2 separate regions of the Mus musculus genome follow, and region 1 is linked to region 2. A link is a loop called in an ENCODE intact Hi-C map of the cell type or tissue named here. Cell type or tissue: heart. All regions are shown on one strand.

Evidence for each region. Peaks named below come from ENCODE experiments on the same cell type or tissue, not always from the same donor. Only the 100,000 strongest peaks of a DNase experiment are listed, where the experiment ranks them.
Region 1: a loop joins it to region 2, with 4 times the contacts of the local background. A loop is called at or near these places in 1 of 42 quality-filtered maps.

Annotation. Positions count from the first base shown.
Region 1 is chr7:16,127,371-16,131,370 of GRCm38, forward strand. Kptn (kaptin) reads left to right here. Exons shown (of 12, transcript NM_133727.2): 12 at 1-146. It overlaps Slc8a2 (solute carrier family 8 (sodium/calcium exchanger), member 2), which reads left to right and starts at 2,456. Exons shown (of 10, transcript NM_148946.3): 1 at 2,456-3,051. In heart, no CTCF peak of the experiment used is centred here; DNase peaks (open chromatin) are centred at 2,131 and 2,211; H3K4me3 peaks cover 2,297 bases; H3K27ac peaks cover 1,893 bases; H3K27me3 peaks cover 472 bases.
Region 2 is chr7:16,172,594-16,176,593 of GRCm38, forward strand. It overlaps Meis3 (Meis homeobox 3), which reads left to right and starts at 2,802. Exons shown (of 13, transcript NM_008627.4): 1 at 2,802-2,974. The coding sequence starts at 2,963. In heart, a CTCF peak has its summit at 2,486 (motif pointing left); a DNase peak (open chromatin) is centred at 2,718; H3K4me3 peaks cover 2,387 bases; H3K27ac peaks cover 2,498 bases; H3K27me3 peaks cover 497 bases.

The DNA.
Region 1 (4,000 bases), 45 kb before region 2:
CTGGTGTGCTGTGTGACCCTAGCTGATAACTCCTGTCTGAGCCATTTGAAAAGGGATGTTCTCAGCCAACCTCTGCTCCCATCAGGTGTTGGTCCCTGAGGACCATTTACACATTCAGAGCAACAAAGCTGTCCTGGCTGTCTTAATTTCCTTTGTCTGGCAAGCATCTATCAAGTACTTACTGTGTGCCAGGTTCTACAATGTTTAATTCACTCTCAAAGAACTGAGGAGGAGGAGGACTTCGCAGAGATTCCTAGGTTAGACCCAGAGAAAAGAAAGAAAGTTACAGTGTGTGGAGGGTGCATTTTTGAAAACTATGGAGCCATTCTCTGCTCTGGTGAGCTAAACTCAGGAAGTAGAGTCCCAGACAAATGCCACTGAGGTTCATTGTCTCAACCTAGGATGAATAAGGCCACAGACAAGGAGTCAGCACTGAGGGGCAAGTGAGAACTCACCAGGGGCTTCAGGCTCTGTCGGGTCCCCTGGGAGACCCATGGAGACTAGGGAATCTTTGGGGATTTTCAGCATCTCCAGTGAACCCAGTAAGGCCTCTGCAGACCCCCTCAGCCCCAGAGAAGAAGTGATCCTGTTACTGGTCCATTTAGGAGGGGGCTGGTCTTGAAAGAAAAGGGATTAGACTGGTCATGGACCAAGGCTAACAAAGTAAGTGAGCATAGATTCTGGTGTGGAGTGTCAAAGCTAGACCAAGGCAGACAGGCCCAAGGAGATACTGTGCTCAAGTAGGTATTGGGGCTCAGCTAAACAGCCCAAAAGGATCGGAGAGACAAGAGTAGTCACCACCCCCATGGTTCCATCAGAGTCTCTAACCCAAGGCCCAGAGGAATTTAGCCCAGAGAAAATGTTGCTTCCCCAACCCCTAACCAGGAATAGAATTGGGGTCTGTAGGGTTGGTAAAATATTAGAGAGGGACTCCAGGCTGGGGGTGGGGCCTGGACGCTTCCTTGGAGGAATATGTGTTTGTGGGGTTGGGTAGGTAGCTGTCACTCCTGCTAGGGAAGTCCACCTGTAAATCTGACCACCCTCCTGCACTGCAAAGGACATCAGATGCCAAGATCCTGACTTCCCAGGCTCCAACTTCCAAAAGCCAGGCCGAAGCGTGGGAAGCTTCAGGGAGTTGGAATTTCCCTCTCCTGGCAGCAGGCCCAAGAGTGTCCCTCCAGAGCTGGCAGCGGGCACGCTGCTGGCAAAGCCAGCCTTCTCTTCCTGTTGTACCATTTTGTGCTCAGCACCTGTCACCTGTCCTCTAGAAAGAGGGAGCCTGGAGTGGCGTTTGTCCTGAGGGTAGTGATGGGAAGGCGAGTGATGCACACATCCTGAGGTGTGTGCATGTGTGCACTTGCAGGCATGAGTGCTTGCACCTGTGCACCTAGTTGTAGTCAACCACCTGAAGGCTTCAGAATCCTAGGACGTTTGGCTTAGGACTTGGCAGTTGGGGGGAAGTTAAGAAGGGGTCTTATGTAGCTAAAGCTGGCCTCTAGCCAAGGGTAACCTTCAACTCCTGATTCACCTCCACTTCTTGATTGCTGGGATTGCAGGCATGCACCACCATGCATAGTGTATACTGTACTGAGGGCAGAGCCCAGGCTTAGTGCATGTTTGGCAAACATGCTACCAACTGGTCCACATCATCAGCCCCCTCCCCCAAAACTGTTTTGATCTAGGTCTTGCTATGGGGATGGCTTGGAACTCAGCCATCCTCCTGTCTCAGCCCCCTGAGTATGGGGATCAAACAGATGTGTGCCGCCACACTGGGTGATCTTGATCCTTCCTTGCCTTGCGAGCCAAGAGGCAGTACAGCATGCGGTAAAGATACAGAACCTGAAGCCACAGTTGCTGCCTCAGTTTCCCCCTCGTAATGTCAAAATGGAGCTAACAACATCTACCTCTGGGGATTGGGAGTGAGACCGTGTTTTGGCGTGGCAGGGGCAGAGGGAATGGTTCTTGTCGTACCTGGGCACTCTGGTAGCAGTTCCCTGTCTTCTGTAAGGTGCTCTGAGCAGGCTGAGCCTGTGAACTTGGAAAGATCTGCCTCCCGACATTCCTTCCCCCACTTCCCCCAGGTCTGCCAGCCTGTGGCTATTTGTAGCAATGACTACATCTCTGGGCCCTTGTATGGAGGGGTTGCTATGCGTGTGTGATCAAAGAGAGGGACTGGGATACCACAGCACAGACTGGTGTACGAACTTGCGCCCTCCATCGCTGTCCTCGGATTCTAGTGCTGAACCCCAAGATTGGGCAACCTGCAGCCCCAGCCCTGCCAAGCCCCTCTACCACCCACTAGCTTCCTTGGCTACGCCCCTTTCCGGGCTCCTCCCTCCTGCCCCTTTGCAGGGCATAGTCTCTGTTCTGTAGCCCCGCCCCTGGTCACGCCTCCTCATATTGGCTCCTCCCTCGGCGGTTCTCTAGTCTGAGCTCCCAGGCCTCACTCCCTCCCATAAACCCTACCCTCTCCTGGCTCCTCTTTTCCTCCAGCGACTATATCCCTCCTCCTGGTGGTCCTTTCCCCAGCTCCCCTGTGCCCACTCTCTCTCCTCCTTCAACTCCTCCCTCTTCCAGGCTGTCCCTGTCCTCCAACCCACAACTACCCTGTTCCCACACACCACCCTGCCTAAATTTCCTCTCTCCCACCTCCTGGTGGTCCTTTCCCCAGCTCACTTGTCCCACCCCCTCCCGTCAGCGGCAACTCCCTCCTTCAGCCTAGACTCTCTTAACGGCTGATTCCCCCGCCCCAGTTCCTCTGTCCCCGCCCCCTTCCCCCGGCCTCCTCCCAAGCTGTATTCCCCTACCTCTCCAGTCTAGCCCCCTCTCCGGGGCTGCTCTCTCAACTCCCCCCTTTTCTCTGTCCCCGCCCCCTCCCCTGGGCTCCGCCCTCCTCCCGGCCCCTTCCCGGTTCCCCTCCTCGCATCCCCTCTCCTCCCTCCTCCCTGCTCTCCCTCAGTCCCCGGCTCCTCTCCCTCTTTCTCCCTTTTCTCCTCGGGCGGAGGCGCCCACCGCGGGGGCCCAGCGGGGACCGGCCCGGCCGCAAGGCAGGTAAGAGCCCGGCGTGGCCGTCCGGAGCCTCTGGGGTTGCGGGAATCCAGGCTGCGCCGCATCGTCAAGTGCGGGGGCTTTCTGAGCCCTGGCTCTGAGTCCTGGCTGCTCCGCTTTCAGCGTGCGCCATGTGTATGGTGTATGTCTGTCTGTCCGTCTCTGGGCACCTGGGTCTGTCTCTCCCCTCCCTCTTCTCCCTCTGCCTGCAGCCAACTCACACCCACACACCTCTGTCTCCGCCCCTGATGCACGGGGAACCTGGAGGAGGCAGATTCCCCGCAGTGTGGACTCCCCCGAGGGCCTGAAGTGCCCCCAACTCCTCCTCACCCCATTTTAGCCCAGGTCTCTCCATCCTCTCAACCTTGACTTTCTGAGACTGGTCCTGCCTACAGCCTAACCAGTGTAATAACATTTGACCAGTCCTTCCAAAGTCTAACTCCCATATCTCTCACTGTCCATTCATTCTTTGGACAACTCTGAGGCACTGTGCTACTCCTGGGCACTGTTCTAAGATCAGGCTAGACAGGTCCTTCTCACAGTCTCACTTCCTCCAGCCTCACACCTTCACAGCGAGGTTGGGTGGGAAAGCAGAAACCTTCTGGGGACTCTACAAAGGGGCTCAGCCTGACGTTTTCCTTCCCTCGGGAAGGGCTCCAGAGAAGGTAGGCGAGGTGCTAACCAACACCTGGGCCAGAGCTGGGGTGAGCTTTCTGCCTACAAGATACCCGCCCTGCGTGGAAGGCGCGTGGGGATTCCAGATGGCTTAAAAGATCACTGGGTTAGGAGCTCCACGCCTTAATGCCACATTTGTGTTCTGCCTCTGACTTGACCAAGTCCTTTCTCTCCCTACTGGTCTCAGTTTAGTCTGCAATCTGCAACTGTGTGTGTGGTGGGGCCCTGTGTGGTTGATGGAAAGAGTAGTGTGTGTGTGTGTGTGTGTGTGTGTGTG
Region 2 (4,000 bases):
CACACACACACACACACACACACACACACACACACACCAGGGAGGGGGAGAGAGTCAGAGAGAGACAGAAACAGAGGCAGACTGACAGTTGGAGAGAAAGAAAGAGAGGAAGAGACAGAAAGGAGGTTCTGGGATTCCCTTGAGAACCTTGAGGGTATAATCGATACATAGTCACAGTCCCCATGGCTTGAGGCCAGGTAGGAGAGTCTGAGCTAGGAAGACTTAGGGGCCTCCATGCTCTCAGCCAGGGCTGGTGCTGGATGCAGTCTGGGGCCCTTCCCTGGGTTAAGTGGGGTCACACAGGAGCAGTCCCAAGCAGCTACACAAGCAGAGCCCAGCACAGTTCCCCAGCTCCATCCAGATGCATGTAGAGTGGCCCAAACACCACCCTCCCAGAGGGGACACTAGTCAATAAGCCCCCTCTGGCTGCCACAGCCCCTCCTGTCCCAGAGAAAGGGTCCCAGCATCATGTTAGGGAAATAACCATATCAAGTTGGCTAGAGCTCAGGGGAGAACAGGCCAGAGATTGTGCACATACACAGAGTGTGTGTGTGTGTGTGTGTGTGTGTGTGTGTGTGTGTGTGTGTGTGTGTGTGTACATGTGCAGGCACACATGTGCAAATATATGCAGATGTGTTAGACTGGGGCGTGTGAGCTCTGCCAGCCTCCTTCCCGAAGTCACCGCCTCTCCTATCAATTTCTCACCCAGACACTCTCCATCTTCCCCCCACTAGTCCCTTTCATTAATTAAAAAGATTTATGCCCACGAGCCCTAGCCCCTGCTTCTTGCTGGGAACTGTTAGATTGTTCTTGTTCAGAGTAACAGCAGCCAGCTCTCTGTGGGCACACACATCCTCTTATTTCTGTCACCACCACGCCCTCATGCCCTTCTCTGTCCACCCCTTTCCCTCCTTCCACCTTAGACTGAGTGAGGTGGCTCCCTGGCTCAGGCTCAGCTTCTGAATCGGGCACAGCAATGAATCCTAGCACTCGGGAGGCAGGAAGATCATGCATCAAGGTCACCCTTTACTGCATAGAGAGTTTGTTACCCTGGGTCACATGAGACCCTGCCATCCCCCTACCCAAAAATCCAGTCCCATGAGGACAAAGGTGACTGCCCCAAGACACAAATCAATGCTGTGACCCTAGACTGCTGTGTTCCCCTCCACAAATCTCCAATGAGGGTAGTCAGGGAGGGAAGAGCTGGCAGGGTCTTTACACATTTAATTGAAAGTTACTTCGATTAATCTTCTACCTCACAGTACCTATGTTGGGGTACATGTGTGTAGCTAACCCCACTCCCCGCCAGCCTCAAAGGGCCAAAGTGGGGAAACCTGAAGGGGGACCCCACTCAGTGTGATAAGCCCACAGTCAGGCAAGGCCCCCTGAAATCTAGAGCCCTGGTTTGTTGCAGAGAGTGAAAGGCATGTTAGAGAAAGGTCTGGACTCCATCAGGATCTGTGGGTGTCCCAGGTGACAGAACAGGGTGAGGAGAAAGAGGGGCACACTCAGGACAATAAGAGGAGCTGAGAAGAAGCAGGGTCCTCCCTCCTCCATAGCCTCTCAGGCCCTCCCCACCTGTCACCCCTGCCCTGGCTTTTGTTTTATTTCCAGCAGAGAAGATGAAGGAGTGCGAGGCCTGTTTATGGGAGTCATAAAATGTACCTCCAGCTAGCCCAGCGGGGCTCACACCACCAACAGTGAGAGAGTCAGTGAGCAGGCTCTCAGCTGCCTCCACTCTCTGCGCTCTCTCTCTCTCTCTCTCTCTCTCTCTCTCTCTCTCTCTCTCTCTCTCTCTCTCTCTCTCTCTCTGATTCTGTTCCCTTCTCTGTCCCTTTCTCAGGTTCCCTTTCTTTCCTTCCTTCCTCTTCCTCCCCCAACCCACATCCTCCTCTTTTCCTCTGGTTTTTGGAGACAGAATCTTACCGTATAAGCAGGCTTGCATCCAACTCATGCTCCTCCTGCCTCAGTCTCCCTGAGTACCACACACACCCGGCACAATTACTTTTTGCCACTGGAATTTCACTCCAAAGCTTGTCTTGGGGTTTGACTGACAGCTTTTGTCTGCACCGCCTCAGTGGCTAGACCCACGATTTACACCCCACCCCACCCCCACCCTCCCACCCCCGCAAGGCTCGGAGGTCCCAGGCTGCTCCCCTAGGGGCAGCTGAGAGGGCTTCATCCAGGCTAAGGGCCTTCCTGAACACAGGGCTCAGAAGGACAGAGGCACACACATCCCTGAGGGAAGCACAGCAGCTCAATACTTTGCCACTTCTAGACACACACTGGAGCCTCGGGCCGACAGCCCCCTTGTCCCCCCAGGGGAGACAAGGGACAGAAACGGAGCAAGAAGACAAACGAAAATATAAGCTTGGTTCTTTCCTGTGCCTGGTTTGCTTTAATCCCGTCTCATGGTTAGACAGGAGAGACAGAGACAGAAGAGTGACCAGAGAGGAGGGGCAAAAAGCTACTGCAGACCCCTGGCGGCCAGGCAGGGAGAGAGCAAGAAGCAGTGAGGACCAAGAGGGAGGGTGGGGACCGCGGGAAGCTCCAGACACAAGACCCCGCGAATCTGACATACAAAGGCCAAGGTGGGTGGAGGCAGACCTGGAGTCCAGGAAGAGGAGAGGAGGAGGGAGGGGACAGCACGGAGGGAAGAAGGGGAGGCAGAGAAGGAGAGGGAGGAGGGGACTCAGAGGAGAGGGGAGGGACAAGACAGGAGAGGGGCCGCTCGGGAGGAGGCCCCGCTCCGGCAGACAGCGGGTTAAGCGTCTCCGCGTGAACTTCCGGATGTGACACAGGCCGGGCCCGTGTGAGCGGAGGAGCCGCCGCCACCCTCGGCCGCGATCCGCGGGTCTTGGCCACTCGGAGACCCTGGCACCCGGCGGGGACCTCGGGGACCTCCTGCCGCGATGAGCTCCAGGCCGTGACCTCCCGAGCCCAGGACAGGCGGCGCCGGCTCATGGCCCGGAGGGTAGGTGACTGTGCCGTCCCGCCCTGAGCCTCTTTCTGCCTCTAAATGTCCCTTTTTGCCCCTTAGAGTTCCTTCTGCCCCTCCCTCTATTCCTCTCTGTCACTCTCTCCCCCTCACCCCCCCTCCCCTACTCCCTCTATCTCTTGGGTCTTCCCCATCTCTACCCTCTTCCTGTCTGCTTTTCCCCAGGCTTCTGTTGTCTGAGACCCACCCTGGGGTTAGGGGTGGGACATCTCACCAAGCTGCCAGACAAGGGAGAGCAGGGGAGAGATGCGAGCCCTGAGTGTAGGGAGGTTTGGAGACGAACCTGGCAGGAGGTAAAGACCCCATCGTCTGGGTTCACGGTGGGCAGCTGGGAGCAGGTGAATTCACTTCAGGATGCTTAGAGAAGTTAGCCTGCGGAAGCAAAAGAGGAGTGACAGCCACCCAGATGGCCCAGTGCGCCCAGGTCGGCTGGAGAACACAGGACCCTCTGCCTCATACCAGTGAGCCCTTTGCCTCTTGGCGCCCCAGTCTCCCCACTGCTAAGAACCGTCTTCTACCTGGAGATCAAAGGTCCTGCTGCCCCATTGTGATTCCGTAACAGGAGGACCCAGAAATCTGGCTCCTATACTCTTGTTTCTGGTTGGGACTGTTTGCATGGTAGAATAGGGTTACCCTCCCCCAAATGTATTTATTGACTGTTGTCTGATTGTGCTAAATGTCTTTCATTTCCTCATTCATTCAATTCCAACTTGGTGCTAGGTGCGCTCTGACTGACTGACTGACTGTCTGTCTGTCTCTGTCTCTGTCTCTCTGTGTAAGTATATGTGAATGTTTCTCTCTCTCTCTCTCTCTCTCTCTCTCTCTCTCTCTCTCTCTCTCTCTCTCTCTGTGTGTGTGTGCGTGTGTGTGTGTGTAGTTGTCTCTTGCAATTCGGGGTGTAGTGCTCTAAGCCTGCATGCTCTGGAGAACCTACCCTATAGCATACATGTGCATATGTATCACATGCATGTGCATGTCGGCTGTGTGCCCAACTCTGTGTGG